Regions from separate parts of the Homo sapiens genome. Here region 1 is linked to region 2. A link is a loop called in an ENCODE intact Hi-C map of the cell type or tissue named here. Cell type or tissue: Caco-2. All regions are shown on one strand.

Evidence for each region. A loop is a pair of places that touch in the nucleus more often than their neighbours do. Peaks named below come from ENCODE experiments on the same cell type or tissue, not always from the same donor. Only the 100,000 strongest peaks of a DNase experiment are listed, where the experiment ranks them.
Region 1: a loop joins it to region 2, with 5 times the contacts of the local background. A loop is called at or near these places in 6 of 110 quality-filtered maps.

What each region holds. Positions count from the first base shown.
Region 1 is chr10:4,391,002-4,393,501 of GRCh38, forward strand. All of the region lies in intron 1 of LINC00703 (long intergenic non-protein coding RNA 703), which reads left to right. LOC105376372 (a long non-coding RNA gene) reads right to left here. Exons shown (of 6, transcript XR_001747337.1): 2 at 609-954. Among named protein-coding and RNA genes, the nearest start is that of LINC00703, 8.0 kb to the left of the region's middle. In Caco-2, no CTCF peak of the experiment used is centred here; no DNase peak of the experiment used is centred here.
Region 2 is chr10:4,765,739-4,768,238 of GRCh38, forward strand. It overlaps LOC105376375 (a long non-coding RNA gene), which reads right to left and starts at 755. Exons shown (of 3, transcript XR_930599.2): 1 at 432-755. In Caco-2, a CTCF peak has its summit at 1,472 (motif pointing left); no DNase peak of the experiment used is centred here.

The sequences.
Region 1 (2,500 bases), 370 kb before region 2:
GTGAAAATTTGATGAACTAAATGTCCTCCCTCCTCTGACCATTTTAAACATTGCAAATTAATGTTCTTAAACTCATTCTTCTTTATTCACTATAAAATAACATGTTCACTACTCTGTACTCTACAAGGCATCATAGCAGTCACCAACAATAAATAAATAAATAAAAAGGTAGAAGGTAGTATCATCCTCTCAAGGAACTTACACTCTATCTGCAGAGATAAAAACACCTACACAGGTGTTTATTAACAACCCTGGGTGAGAGCTAATAAAGTACCCAATGAGTAGAGCAGATGTTGTACTGGTATCTATGTCTTACTGCATATGTGACCCAGAAACAAAAACAGGACTCAACCTGCATTCAGTAAAAAGGAGATTGATTGACTCACAAAACTAAAAGGTTAAAAGAAAACCTGGCACCAGACAAAGATGCTGCAGGGCCTGTCTTTGTCTGGGGCTCCATATCACCTGACTGGCTCCATACCCTGCTCTATATGGTGGAGTCTGGCGTCTTTAGTCTCACGTCACAATGGCATCCAGTCTAGAGTAACAGGGAAACTCTCTCCTCCAAAAACACACACAAGAAGTCATGCCCCTCAAGTTTCACTCACCTTATTGCCTTGCTTTGCATTATGTTATTATCAGGCACCAGTTCCTGTGGCTAGAGGGATTGATTATTGCTGATCAAATTCCCCCAGATCAATGCTCATTTCTGCATCTTGCAGATGGACTTGTCCCTGGAAGAATGTTATGAAGACTGTGGTAGGACAGTGCATTTGCTTCTCCTGAGGATCTTGTTAAATGAGATTCAGATTCAGCAGCTCCAAGGTAGAGCCTGAAGTTCTGCCTTTCTAACACCTCCGGGGGGCACTGCCGCTGCTGGGCTGATGCCACACTTCATTTTAGTTAGCAAGGGATTAGAGGAAGTGTTCCCCAGGGACTGCTGGAAAGTTCTTGCTGCAAGAATGAAGGTGGACAATGAGTGGTAGAAATAACAAATGCATATTCAAAGTGAGGGTTGAGAAGGGTAGCCCAGAGTGAGCTGAGGGCTGGTCACGAGTGGTCTTATTAGGATCCTGTGTGAGAGGGTGGCTTGGGAGCCAGGCTTCCCAGCACGGGACTCACATCTTCCACCAGCTACTCTGTGCCTGTTTCCTCCACTGTAAGATTGAAATGATAGAGCTATTATGTCATAGGGCTGTTAGAGGATTAAATTAGTTACTATTTCTAAAATACTTAGAATAATACTGTACATATACAATGTACTCTAAGTTTGCTCAGATGAAAATAACTAAAATCAGCTACATATAAAATAAGTATTTATTGGGGGTAGTGTTTATTTTTTAATTTCTTTTTTGTGAGATGGTCTTGCTCTGTTGCCCAGGCTGTAATGCAATGGCTCAAACACTGTTCATTGCAGGCCCGACCTCCCAGGCTCAAGCAATCCTCCTACCTCAGTCTCCTGAGGAGCTGGTACCCACCCACCATGCCTGGCTATTTCTCTGTTTTTTTTGTATTTTGTTAGTAGAAACAGGGTTTCACCCATTGCCCAGGTTGATCTCAAACTCCTGGGCTCAAGTGATTCGCCCACCCTGGCTCCCAAAGTGCTGGGATTACAGGCATAAGCCACCGCACCTGGCTGGGGATAGTGTTTAAAAAGGCAATATCAATAGGCTAGAGTTAGTGGTTCTCACACTTTAGCATGTATCAAAATTACCTGGAAGGCTTGTTAAAAGAAAGACTGTTGGGCCTCATTCCCGGTGTTTCTGATTCCACAGTTCTCAGGAAGTACCTTAAGCATGTCACTTCTAACAAGTTTTGCATTGATGTTGATGCGGCCGGCGTGGGGACCTAAGTTTGTGAGCCATCAGGCTGGACTGCGTGTCTCAAACAGGAGGGCACATTGAATGGGGACGAGGAACCCAATCCGACACAGAGTGAAAAGGATCTTAAACGCTGCATGTTGAGATAAAGTCTGCAGCTGAGAAAATGATGCTACATGATCATTTATATTCTCCTAACAATTTTTATTCCTACGGCTTGCCGCTGCATAGCAGTGACATAGGGAAATGCAACGAACCAGCAGAAGTGCCTCATTGGTGTTCTCCATGCTTGAATTACCTTCTCAGATTATAAGTTCAAGACATAGAATTCTCCCCTGTTTCCTTGAAGACCTGGTGATTTAATATCCATTCAATCTTCCAGTCTTTGTAATCTAACTTCCATCATGCATCTCCAGGTCAATTAAACACAGTAAAGAAGTGGGAATTAGGAGTCCTCTCTTCTAGCTAAAGCGAAGCCTCCAGCAAAGTCTTGGGCACAGCCCTCAACTCTCCACAGACTCAGGATCCTTGTCAGGTGAAGACGAAAATAAACCACCTCTACGTTCTCTTTCTCCACGCAAAGCTCCAGATTCAGCACTGTGGGATTTGAGTAGCCCATTCTGTTCTCCTGCCTACCTGCCTGCCTGCCTGCCTGGTTATAAAACAAGAAAGACGTTTCT
Region 2 (2,500 bases):
TAATGGTAATAACAATAATAATAACCAGTTATTTCAGCCAGGCAATCGGCAAAATGTTTTATCTGAATTTATGCATTTCATCTTACTTCTAAAGCAATATCGCCACAGATTGCCTTTTGTCAAAATGAAACTCAGTTAAATGGTTGCATTGATCTTAGCAATTTGATTTCCACATACTTTCAAAAGAAAACCATATTTTATTTAATAAAATAATATTTTTTAATTCCATAAAATAATTTTTTTTTCTAATCAGACATTGGATTGTAATTTTGCTTACCTTGTATTCTCTGATTATGATATATTAAAAGTTATTCCACTGTTAAACTACCATCATCTTTTCATTAGCTAATAGAAAGCATTACCCATTAATAAAACAAATATGGATAGACCTGGTAGGACATTTTGGTTTTCAGAAATTTATCTTTTCTTACCTGTGCAACAAAAGCTTCTAATTTCTTTTCTTTTCAGCATAAATGATCATGCATGGTTCTTCAGACTGGGTTCAAGCCATTTAGCAACATCATCAAGAAGAAATAATGTTAATTACCAAAAATGAATAAATTTTTGAGAGTCCACGGCTGCATAATAATTCTCTGTAGCTTTCAATTATCAGGTGAGGTGATTATTTTTGATGAATCAAGCATTTTTATGAACTGAAGCTTTCAGCACTCTTCTTTGACTACAGTGCAATACTGCAGGCTATTGTCAACACCTATTTTTTGAAAAGTAGCATACATTCCCGTTGGCATTCTGGCAACAGAATAGAAGCTTGGGCTCCTTAAATCATCCCCATTAATATGCTATTGTTGACTGTATAAGAAATATTTTCCTAGTACAAAGCAAATGTGTAAAAAAAAATCTCTCTCTCTCTCTCTCTTTCTCCCCCTGCCCCCACCTTCTCTCTCTCTCTCAGAAATAGCCAGAAGCTAGACAGGAAGCATTTGGCAAAATGACACGTTAGTTTGCAGCTGGAAACAGAGAGGACAGGAGAGCATGTTCTCCCAGAAAATGCCTCTTTTCTAAAACTATGAATGTTCTTACAATAGAAGAGTCTCCACAGATAAACATCTGCTGAAAAATCTTAACTTGGATGATCAAATGCCATCCGCCACCCCATCAAATTTTGATTATTGGGCTAGAAATCGTATTTGCTGAGGGATAATGTTGCTGAATCAATGAGCGATGGGTTCTGTCATATGACCAAGACTCATCACGACCCTCCTTAGCTGGTGGTTGAAGTTTAAACTTAAGAACTTGAGTTTCCTCAGCTGTTAAACAGAAGGCTTGGACCAGAGAGTTCTAAAGTCTCTTTTAGTTCAAAAAGTCAGATATTATGTATAATTATTAAAAAATTATTACAGATTCTATGGTTATCGTTTTAAATGCTATTATCATTAAAGTCATAATTTTTTAGGAGTATTCAGAATTAATTAGCAAAGAAAGATGCCATTCTTGGTTATTTTCTGATAATGCTGAGGATTAAATAGGTTGTTGCACCATCTGCTGGTAGTCCTGAGGCTGTCTGATTAGGTGACAGCAATGTCCTTCCTGTTTTAATGGGATATTTCATTCCCCTCTCCTATTGCTCCAAAAAACCTTCCAAAATGTTTTCCCATCTCTATGTAAGGTAAATACAAATGCCAAGATCGTTATTATGATCTACAAATAATGTAAAATTGTGAGCTCTAATTCATATATTTTCATCATATTTTTCTTCAAAGAGGGACTGAGATATACATTTTTAAAGTAAGATGTCCAGATTGAATTGAATGATATAAATAAGTGGAGCATTTGCACGCTAACAATGTAGTATGCAAAATGGAATTCCTTTCCCATCACCAGATTCCCTCCAGGAAGCTAAAGGCTGCAAAGTAAAGTGGCTTCCATGGCTACAATACTCTAACTCTGCTTCTCTCCATAGGCACACTAACAGGGTCTTTCCTAAAATGACACTTGGTGACGCGTCATACATATGCATGGCTTCATCGTGCCAAGGAACAGGAAACAACGTGAGCAGTTTTGTGAAAGGGATAATTTGATTCAAAGTTATGTTGAATACAGCAATGTTAATGAACAAAGAACAAAGAAACTGTCTTCTTGTTAAAAAATGCACTTTTAGTAGAATTATCAAAGGAATAAATAAAAGAATTCTTCATTATTCAACACCTTTAAAGTTCCCCAAAACATGCCTTTTTCAACAACGCAGAGGTGCATTTGAAGATGTTCTGTGTTTCTAGATAGGGTGAATATTTGTCTCTTTTAGGATAAACAAAAAGGTAATATAGTTTCAGTGATTTTTATGGTTCTAGTATTGAAAAAGTTAACTGTATTCTTCCACCATGCTGCACATGAAACAGGCTTTTGTAGAGTCCTCTAGAAAGTCTATAGTTTAGGTGGCTGTGGAGGCTGCACAATTCCTGTCTCAGGCCATGTGAGCTGAGCACCCTGAAAGCAATGAAAGAACTGGGAAGACATCTTTCAATGCTGAAATCTGAAACCT